Regions from separate parts of the Mus musculus genome. Here region 1 is linked to region 2. The links are chromatin loops, found by intact Hi-C in ENCODE. Cell type or tissue: gastrocnemius. All regions are shown on one strand. Links, peaks and the distances in the headings refer to the core of each region. The heading gives the core; the rest is flanking DNA. Region 1 overlaps Ube2h (ubiquitin-conjugating enzyme E2H). Region 2 overlaps Ube2h (ubiquitin-conjugating enzyme E2H).

Region 1 (5,377 bases), core at 239-5,238, 58 kb after region 2:
TGTCCTGAAGGCATTACATCACAGTACTCCTTCCCATCCTCTGCCTTTTACCACTGTTTCTGCTTCCTCTTCCTCCATGTTTCTGAACCTTGGAGTGGGGCCTTCGTGTTTGCTGTGATGTCCCATTAGGGCTAAGTGTTCAAGCAATACTCATCTGAGAGCATCAGTAACCTGTGGGTATATACAGACACTTAGGCAGCAGCTTGACAGCATCTCCGTTTAGGAAGACAGTACGAGGCTCTCCTTTTAAGACTTGCCACCACCTCAGCTGAGGGCCTTTACCAGGTTTATAGTATCATGCTTTGTTTGTTCATTTCAATATAACTTTAAATCTATCCAAACTGACATGTTGATCTAGTTTCATTGTGCCTGGCTGTGTAGGATTCCTAGTCCATGGCTGCTTTAGTTATTGAATTGGGGGGAGGGCGCTGGGGGTGTCTCACTTTTTAGTGCTAGCCGGCCTGGAGCCTCACTATGTAGACTAGACTGTCCCCAAACTGTCATAGAGATCATTCTGCCTCCTCCTCCCTAATGCTGGAATTGAAGATGTGCTCCAGCCGTGCCAGCTGTTAGAATCTTAACTTCCAGGATTCTCAGAGCTTATGCAGGCCATGCATATTGGTAGCGTTTTCCTAGGGTTACAGGGGATTTTTCTCCTTTTAAGACATGAACTTGGGCTGGAGAGAATGGCTCAGAGAGGTTAAGAACACTGTCTGCTATTCCAGAGGTCCTGAGTTCAACTCCCAGCAACCACATGGAGACTCGTAACCATCTATAGAGTGATCTGATGCCATCTTCTGGCATGCAGATTAGAGCACTCATATCCATAAAATAAGTACATAAATCTTAAAAAAAAAAAAAAAAGACATGAGCACTTTTATTAGCTTTTATTAATCTCAAGCGTCTTAATGAAAAAATAATATTTATGCAGTCGTTTGCATCACTGTGATTTATACATTATAGGACTTTTGCTGTAGTTAAAAGATAAAGCCGTAAACATAAAGACAAGAATGAAAGAGTGGGACTGTTTGGGGTGGCTAGAGTAAAGTCGAGTGCCTGTGCGTTTGTGTTCTTGTCCTGTTACCTAACAGAGAGATGTTTGTAAGGCTTTTAGAAGTCACTGGAGGCTGTGCTTTGAGTTGCCACATCATCTGTGTTTCTGTACCCTCTCCCTCTTCCCGCATGTGCTGTCTGTGTCCATACTTAGAACACATAGCAGTTCCTTCCTCCTGTCTCTTGGCCTGAGCTACAGTGACCGCCAGGAAGATGGCCCTTTCTCATTCCTGTGCCCTGACGACATGACTGCCAAGTGGGTGCTAACAGGCATATTTGGAAGGACAGGCAGACCCTGTGGGAAAGGGATGAGAAGGTGGAGTGGGGTCAGTGGTGGTAAGAATAGTTCAGAGAACTTGTCAATGGTATGTAACATAGTAGGGCTACAACTTAGTAGGGCTGCACAGTCCTCCTCAGCGAGCATCATGGGAAAACGGCATAGTGAGGAGCTCTGAGTGTTGTTCTGTTTATATACTGATAAAATCATTAACGTTAAGTTTAAAATGGATACATTTCTTACTGGAATTTAAGCAGAAGAATTTTTAAGTTTATACTTTCCTAGGAATATATTTTAAAAGTTAAATCTGACAGGTTGAACTATCTTAGATAATGTATTTTAATTCCCTTTCCTTATTTCTTAGTTGTCTCGATTTTAATTAAAATTGACTTCCTTTGAGTGAATAGATTCAAAGGAACAGCTTTGGTCACTGTTCTTGTGAAATTTTGTGGTTTGGAGGCAGTGCTCTAACTTCAGTAGCTCTGGTTCATGTTGTACTGTGTGGTCAAATGATACCCATAACTACACTGAGAACTTTTAAGTTAAGCACAGCTGTTGGAGTGTCGTTTCTTAGCTTTCATCATGGCACTAGTTATAAATCACTGTTAAATATTCTCTTGGCAAGCTCCTGCATAATTCAGAAGACAGTTGCTTATGAGATGATCTGATCTGGGTGGTGGTGTCACACATCTTTATTCCCAGCACTCAGGACGCTGAGGCAGTCGAATCTCTTGAATTCAAGGTCAGCCTGATCTACCCAACGAGTTCCAAGGCAACCAGGGCTACCTAGAGAAAACCCTGTCACAAAAAAGCAGAAAAGAAAAAAAGATTATCTGATACAAATAGCTGCATGGTCCCAAAGCTTCCTTGGTTGTTGTTATAGGGCTCTGTATTTTAGTTAGATGGAGTGAATACATATATAAAATCTCATATATTCTATAGGTAGCCAAAGATGTAGGTTTGAAAGTAACAATTTGAGGATCACCGCCTTTGCCAGTCCTACAGTGGTATCCAGTACTGACAAGTTAAGACTCGCTGTTCTCTGCATACTTTGTGCTGCTAATTAACATCTCTTTTTGCAGGATTCATGAATAAAATTTTCCATCCCAACATTGATGAAGCGTAAGTAACTATTTAAAAATGTTTGAATTTTAGCAGCAGCTGTTCTTGATTAATTAGAGGTCATCTCTTTCAGATATAAAAACTCTGTTATCTTTTGGGTTTTATGGGAGGCAGGACTATGTGAATGGTCACTTAAACTGTAGAATGCTAGGGCCGTGATCGTCTGAGCCATTGAGGGTCCAGTGCAGTTACTGATTGTGCTGCTCACGTATTTCCATTTCCATGACTGGACCTTTCATTTACTTTGGTATCCAGCTGAAATGTTCCGCATCTCAATTCTTACTATATAGACCCCAAAGACCTCTTTGTCAGCATGTGGGTTCACTGTTTTCAGCTCTGAATGTATTTCTTAGTTCTTGAGGGACAAATATGAATGACAATTTCATTTTAGCTAATGAATCTTAATTACCCATTTCTTAATGATTGTTTATAAGTAATGTCATCGCAGCCGGTCTTGCCCATCCTGTGCTGGTTATCTGGACTGGACTTTTTTCTTCATCCAGCTTTAGTTTGGCTGTCTCACAACCACACAGGAAAGTTTTGTGAACTTTGCATGAGCAGGTTACATGTCTGTATTGTGTTCCCTAATCTTTAGTACCTTGGTGTATCCATCCTGATGACGAATAACGTTCTCTTAAGTAACCACAGTAAAGTAGACTCAGGGATTTACCCAATCTGTAGAGCGGTAGTGTAAGATTCATATACTACCTTTAGTTGTCAAGTTTCCTTAAGTAACTTTAATCTTTGACATCTACAATATTTTTAAAAATATAGAATAGGTATTTTTCAAATTATTCTTTAAGTTTGTTTTCTTAGGAGACATGCATACACTTGACTGTCTAGTGAAATTCTGTGCTGGGGAATTACAAGGTCTACCTATCGGTCATCGCCTGGGTCAGGTGTGTTCTTCTTGGAACGCTGCTCACTCTTGTTCCTTGTTGGTTGTAAAGGAAACACAGCAGAGCTTGCCAATCCCTGGCCTTCTCCCCCCAGTTCACTCCCAGCCCATCTTAAAGGGTCTGTTACAAAGTAGTTTTGATAAAATTGGCTGCCAGAAACATGCAACTAGATTTCTAATTTTTAAAAAGTGCCATTTTTTTTCATCTGTTTCAGGTCAGGAACTGTGTGTCTAGATGTAATTAATCAAACTTGGACAGCTCTCTATGGTGAGTTTGGCCATGGAATATTATTTGGAGATTCTGAGACGACATTGCCTCAGAAGAATATTGCTTGGTGTTTCTTCAGTTGTGTGGTGTTGGGAATGGGAAAGAATTTTGAGGGGCTGAGTGGGAAGGTTTGGGAAGAAAACGGGGTGGGCAGTGGGGCTAGGGACATTGCTCAGTGGTTAAATGCACTGTCTACACAAGCGTGAGGACTAGAGTCTGCTCCCAGAACTCGTGAAAATCATGTGAGCGTGGGGCCTCTCAAGGCAGATCCAAGGAGTTCCCCTGTGCAAGCTGGCTAGGGAGACGAGCATATCAGGGGCCTCTGGTTCAATTGAGAGACCCCGCCTCAGTGAATAAAGTAGAAAGGGCACGTATGACATTATACAGACAACTGTGAAAATGGGTATAGAAAACAACTTTTTTTCACTCTGAAGTATATAAGCTTCAGTTTAGTAACGCAAATTTAAAATAAAGAATGAAGAAGAGCTGGAGAGATGGTTGATGAGCCACTGCTGCGTAGAACCCAAGCTCATGTTCTGCACCCATGTCGGGCTGCTAGCAACTGCCTATAGCTTCAGCTCTGAGGGGTCTGATGCCTCTGGCCTCGGGTACCTGCATTCATACCCACCTTTCACAGACAGACATAATTTTAAACATTTTTTAAATCTTTAAAACATAAAGATTCTGTGGGCCAGGCATGGTCATTTGAGTACTCAGAGAAGCCGAAGCAGGAAGAAGAGTGAGGGTGTTCATTTTTGGCTGCATGGGAAGACTGGCTGGGAGAGTCAGGGCAGAGAGGAGAAGTGGTCCACTTTGTGAGGTTCCGAACTAAACATACAGTTTAGTTCACGCACGCGCACACACACAAATGTTGGTGGTTTTTTCTTTAATGGGTGCATTCTGAAACTTGTATGCTGTAGTTTGAGAGAATCTTAGCAAGGTGCCTCTGAGATGAGGTGAGTAGGAAAGTAAGCAGGTGTTCCACGGATCGCTGAGCCATCCTTCAGTTCCAAAAGTGTGACTCATCCATTGTAACAGACCAACCGATCGATGACTTAGTTCTTCAGAGTACTGTGGTGAGTGTCACCTGCTAGGGGAACTGAAAACAATTAAAAGTCTACTGAAAGCGAACCAGTGATACTAAACAGAGTAAATGTTTCTACTTTTAGCCACAAGTCCGCTCCACAGACTCAATAGATATTCCCTCTCTGATGCTCTCACTCCATGCGCTTCTCCTGCAGTTTCTGCTGTTACTCACCTCTGAGTATGTTTTAGAGTTCTCTCATACACCCACTTTGACTTGGTATTATATTAATTTTTTGTTCTGCTAGATTGTTACCTACTGTAAGGACTGTTAAGTGTGTCCAATTTGTCTCTAGGTGGGCCTTCTAGCACAGTACCTCTCGCTAAAAGGAATTGCAAGAATGACTAAATAGATCATAGTTGCTGAAGGCACAAGGAAAGGAGGGAAGGTCACTCAAAGCTGGATTGTTCAGAAACGAGAAGAATCAGGCAGACGCAGAATGAGCTCTGAAGTTTGAGGACAGCCCGGTCAGAGAGACCCTGTCTCAAAATTAAAGACTTGGAGGAGAGTTGGAGAGAGGAATAGGAAGGAAGAAATGATGTAATTTCAAAAGACAAGTTTAAGAGGAAAAAAAGCTCATGAGAGAGAGCATAATACTCTTGGCCCTCCCGGAGCCTGAGCCACCTTTTGCAGACATCCCTGTGCTAGGTTTGCAGGGAGCTCACAGGATGGCTG
Region 2 (5,377 bases), core at 63-5,062:
AGGCAAGAGTTTTCTTTTTCATTTTCTTTCTTTTTTTTTTTTTTTTTGTGACATCTTTTCAAGAATAAGAAGGTATTTTTTCTCTTTGCCCAGGGGAGAGCTGGCTAGAAATTAAGAATAGTGGTTAGACTCGCAAGTTTTAGGGTTTGAAATCTAGAATTTGGGGGAAGGGCAGTAGTAGGAAGGACTAGAGTGAAGCCAGTAAGAAAGAGTATTACGCTAGATACACACCTAGGCAAATGTGACATCTACTCTTTTATGGGCTGTTTGTGGCTGTGATTGTTTTGTAAATGCATGAATGATACCGGAATGCTGGCTTTTCATACCGCAGGAAAACTTGTAACCATGGCTCTGTACATTCTACACAAAGCAGTTGGGGGGGTATTTTTGTTTAGAAACTAGGAAATGACATGGTGCTAGACTTAGGAGTTTTTTTTGTCTTGAATTGAGAGTTTGAGAGTTACCATCACACCTAATGCAAATTTCACCCTAATGTATAATTGGGATGGAGTGGGGGAGAGAATTCCAGCTGTTTTTGATCGATGTCAGATCCTCAAATTACGTTCATATATAGATTTCTGAAAGATTGAGGATAAAGAGTGAGGCCTAACTTGACCTGATGCCTTTTCCATACAGTGCCTTTTGTTCACGTAGTAGTTGTGGCATCTAGAATGATTACCGCATTTAGGAGTCCGGGTGTGTGGGGGGGTGACTAGTGGGGGGGGGCAGCGAGGGAGAGGGAAACAAAGAACAGCGGGGTGTCTCTCTTCCCCCTCTCCCTAAGTGGCTTATTTCATAGCTTATTTTTAGTAGAAGATGAAGAAAGGCAAAGATGCACTGGCTTCTGTTCTTTCCCCACCTCCCTTGCTGACAAAGAAAGCAGGGCTCTTTAAAACTGTAGATTTCTGAGATAAGAGGATAACAGTTTTGATTTGAAAGCTAGAGGCTATCTCTACTTCAAGTTTATTTTCTGGTTTAATGTAGTTTGGGAGTGAAAATTTTTCGGATTTCCTTTTGTGTGTGCATGTTTGTGTGTATTGTGGAGGTGAGAGATTTTATGGTCTCCTTTCTCAGTTGAATTCACATCAGTAGGCCCAAGTGGAGTTTACAATTTTGGGGAAAGGTATACTTAGTGAAAAATTTAAGAGTGAATTCTTCAGTCTGCTGGTAAGATGGGTACAATCACCTGTCAGTGCTGAGGATTAAAAATGAAAGATGGTGGTAAGGAAGTAGAAAGAAAAGGTCTGAAGGAATGTCTGGTACTTGTCGTCGTCCCTCCGTGGTTTCTTTGGTAGAGGCTGATAGCCAGTTTCATCAATGTCTCCTGTTTCAGCCCATTTTTGGCTGTCTTCTGGGCATAATTACACTACAAGGATTTATAGCTTGGCAGCAACCTATATGGTAGGAAAGTAGCGGTGTGGGGGTAGGGAGAGAAGAGGGTGTGTTACTAATTGGTCACTGCTTTCCTGCACCTTGCCAGACACGGTCTCTTTCAGAGCCAGTGGTATTTCTTTTGTGACGGGTTGGTAGGATAGCCGACTCCCAAGTTATGCAGGGAGTGAGTGTTTTGCACCAATGCACTTAATCTGCTGGGCGATTATACTCTGAAACTCTGACTCATTCATTGTTTCTCTTCTGATCCTCAGCTGAGGGTTGTGCAAACCTCCACAGGAGCCTAGAAACTGATTTACATGACTTTCGGGTGCTGCGGGATAAAAACCACTTGTCTTTAGCCTAGGTTCTGTAAAATGATCTTGGATAGTGCAGCCATTTGCTTGCCAGAGCCAGGTAGATTGCTAGCCTTGAGAGCCACACAGGACTAGCCACCTTTGAGGTTTCCATCGGCAACCACTGATTATTTAGATTGTCTGAGAACTGGGACTCTGGTGACCTTAAGCGTGATTTGCCCTAAAGGAATATTGGTTGAAGTTGTCCCTGGTGGAGGAACAAACAGCTCAGGTTACATGGGTTTCCTTGTTGGTGGGGGTGACTGTCTCGCCCTGTTGCACAGCTCTGGTGAGCCTTTTATCTGTGAACCAGTGCCCCTGCTGAAGGCTAGAGCTGCTTGTTTTGGAAAAGCGTATGCAGGCAAAAGGCCGCAGGCACAGCTCCTTGCAGCTCATTGGCTGCTCTGTTACTACCCGGAAAAGGAGGAGGGGTGGAGCTACCAAACAGCTGATGGGAGTGTGTGACAAGAGTGTGTTTACATACAAAGGAGGTGGGGGCTGGGGATGCCTTGAGCTGCTGACAGAACCAAGGGTATTTTCAAGGGGTAAAAAAAGGAAAACCTGTACTCAGACTCAAGAAATGTTCAAAAAATTAAACTAGAAAACTGAATCTTATCATAATGGGGACTTGGCACACCTCTCGTTGCTGTAATACTTGGAAATTTCGAATACTATGACTTTTCAAAGACTGTCTTTTCCAGGAGATCTCAGTAACAAAACAGGATATGACGTTTTAAATGTCCTTAAGTGACTTATAGTTAATAGTGACTTAAACCTGTAGTGGGAATGGACCCCCAGAGCTCTAAGCTTGCTAGAATTTAAAGAAAAGCTGGTGTTTGCTGTAAGGGCTTCAGAAATTTTCTGGAACAAGTTCAAACCTCTAAATATTTGTGCACCCTCTTTGTGTCAGGCACAGTGTGTCAATGTGGAGGGGTTAGTGAGAAGTTCAAAGTGGTGGACGTAGTACTTGTGGAATTAGTTTTTGTTTGTTTGTTTATCGAGACAGGGTTTCTCTGTGTTGCCCTGGCTGTCCTGGAACTCACTTTGTAGACCAGGCTGGGCTCGAACTCAGAAATCCATCTGCTTCTGCCTCTGCCTCCCAAGTGCTGGGATTAAAGGTGTGCACCACCACCGCCCGGAGTGGAATTAGTTTTTGAATTGTTTCTTTAAATCAGAATGTGGGATCAGCATTGTGTGTTACACCTTGCTTTTTTGAATACTTAGTATTTTCAAGATTGAATCCCCCCCCACACACACACCTTTTTGCCAGCTGTGGTGTCTCACACCTTTAGTATCATTAATTGGAAGGCAAAGGCAGATGGATCTCATGGCCTGGGCTACATAGAGACCCTGTCTCAAACAACAAAACCTGATTTTTTTTTTTTTAATGAAAGTTAAAAAGTAATTTTATGTGATGAGGATATATATGGGCATCCAAATGCCTTTATTTTTTATTTTTTTTTTTAAAACATTAAAACAAAAGCATTGAAATGTGAAACCATTTATCTCAGACTTTAGCTTTGGCGTGTTTGCTGTTAATCAGCAGTTATCCCTAAGTTATTCATTGTTTAATTTGTGTTCAAAGTGTAGGCAGTCTTTTAACCAGCCCCTGTCCATTGGCAACCTGTGGTTGACCCCTTATTTCCTGTGGCTTCTCTCTTGAGTTGGTGAGGTGAAAGAATAAGTTTATGGTCTCAAAGCTAAAACTTGAAAACTTGGCAACTCCCAGTGTTTTGAGTTTGTCTTCCCTGCATAGATTTTGGTGACACAGGGATGATTATAGCACTTATTTTGGTAAACCAAGAACCTCTGTGAGTTTTGCAGTGAAGTTGTAAAATATAAACAAGCTTACAAATTCAGCTTATATGAAGGAAAAATCTTGTGTAGGTGTAAGAGACCCTTTCTCTCTGGGTATGCAGTAAGGCGACCTGGTTTGTTAGTTTGGGTAGTGTTGTGACTTTCCCAGCACTCTGACTGGTATTTACACACACATGCAGTTGGGATCTCATTTTATGCTTCCAAGAACCATTGAATTTCTTTAGACATGTAATTCAGATCCTATAATGCTTACAGTGTAGTAGCTTTTTACCTGGAGACCTAGAGAATCTGTGTTTTAATGAAACACTTTAATGAAAGACATAGTAGGGTTTTGAAAGTATTATAATAAAGTAATTGGGGAAAATATAGGTTACAAAAAGGGAAAGAAAACAGCCACTCATAATCTTATCCTTTAAATAATAGTTTTCAAACTTGAGTGTGATCTTACTTGCTTGGAGGGTTTGTGAAAACTGGTTCTGGATCCCACCGTGGACTTCCTGTTTCAGGAGGTCTAGAGTGGGGTCTGGGAGTGAGAGACTGTGGAAGACGTCATCCTCAAACCCTAGCCTGTGGCTGTCTCTCCGAGGCATGTATTCTTGCCAGGAGTTCTTGTTTCCGACGTCATGACCATGTTCTATGTACCTGCTCTGTAACTGCTTTTCCCTGTTAAAAATACTGGAAATAAGCTGGGCAGTGGTGGCACACGCCTTTAATTCCAGCACTCGGGAGGCAGAGGCAGAGGCAGGCAGATTTCTGAGGCCAGCCTGGACTACAGAGTCAGTTCTAGGACAGCCAGGGCTACACAGAGAAACCCTTTCTCGAAAAAACAAACAAACAAATCATGGAAATAGGGCTGGAGAGATGACTCAGTGGGTAAGCATTGACAGGAGTTCAATTCCCAGCAACCACATGGTGGCACATAACCATCTGTCATGGGATCTGATGCCCTCTTCTGGTGTGTCTGAAGGCAGCAACAGTTTATATATATTTATATCCATCCATCCACCATCCACCCAGGGACAGAAATCAGACCAAAGGCTGAGAAGAAGGAAGAACTATAAATTGATAAAAGAAATTTTTGCCACCTAGGCAATGGAAGCAGGAAGATGAGGAGTTCAAGACTAAACTGAACTGTGTGAGATAGAGGCAGCAGAAGCTCTACTAGGAGTCCATCCTAAGCTATACAGCAAGATTATGTGTGAAAAGACCAAAGGCTATAGAGATGGCTTAGTGATTAAAAGCACTTGAAGCTTTTGTGGAGGTCTGGGATCTATTCTAAGTACCTACATGGTGTTTCACAGTCACCCATAACTCCCATTCCAGGAGATCTTAAAGTCTTGTTGATTTCAGTGTGTGTTGGGGCGGGGATGGAGTGGGGTAGTAGCATGTATGTAGCACGCGCGCGCACACACACACACACACACACACACACACACGCACAGCACACGCACACACACGCACACACATACACACGCAGATTTGTACATATAAAAAGTGTTTTTTGTTTTCCAAATGGTGGAAAGAGAGAACTCAAAAAAGCTATCTTTTGACCTACACACACATATACACAGAAATAAATTTGGGAGTGGGGGGTTGTGTCTCACTGTTTAGCCCTAGCTACCTTAGAACAGGCTGGCCTCAAATTCACCCTAACCCTAATCCTAATCCTAAGTGCTGAGATAAAAGGTATGCACCCCACACCCCAATACAGGGTCTCCTTATGTAGCCCTGGCTGTTCTGGAACACAATCTGTAGACCAGGCTGGCCTTGAGACCTGAAGGCCTCTGCCTTTCGTTGCTAGGATTAAAGGTTTGTGTCACCAAGCCCAGCTG

What was found. Hi-C counts contacts between places; a loop is a spot of excess contacts. Peaks named below come from ENCODE experiments on the same cell type or tissue, not always from the same donor. Only the 100,000 strongest peaks of a DNase experiment are listed, where the experiment ranks them.
Region 1: it touches region 2 in a loop (2.2-fold over the local background); 3 of 42 quality-filtered maps call a loop at or near these places.

Annotation. Positions count from the first base shown.
Region 1 is chr6:30,239,613-30,244,989 of GRCm38, reverse strand. It overlaps Ube2h (ubiquitin-conjugating enzyme E2H), which reads left to right. Exons shown (of 7, transcript NM_009459.3): 4 at 2,413-2,452; 5 at 3,566-3,618. Among named protein-coding and RNA genes, the nearest start is that of Ube2h, 62 kb to the left of the region's middle. In gastrocnemius, for the core only: no CTCF peak of the experiment used is centred there; no DNase peak of the experiment used is centred there; H3K27ac peaks cover 1,729 bases.
Region 2 is chr6:30,297,289-30,302,665 of GRCm38, reverse strand. The region is part of intron 1 of Ube2h (ubiquitin-conjugating enzyme E2H); the gene reads left to right. Among named protein-coding and RNA genes, the nearest start is that of Ube2h, 4.6 kb to the left of the region's middle. In gastrocnemius, for the core only: no CTCF peak of the experiment used is centred there; a DNase peak (open chromatin) is centred at 2,120; H3K4me3 peaks cover 2,589 bases; H3K27ac peaks cover 4,241 bases.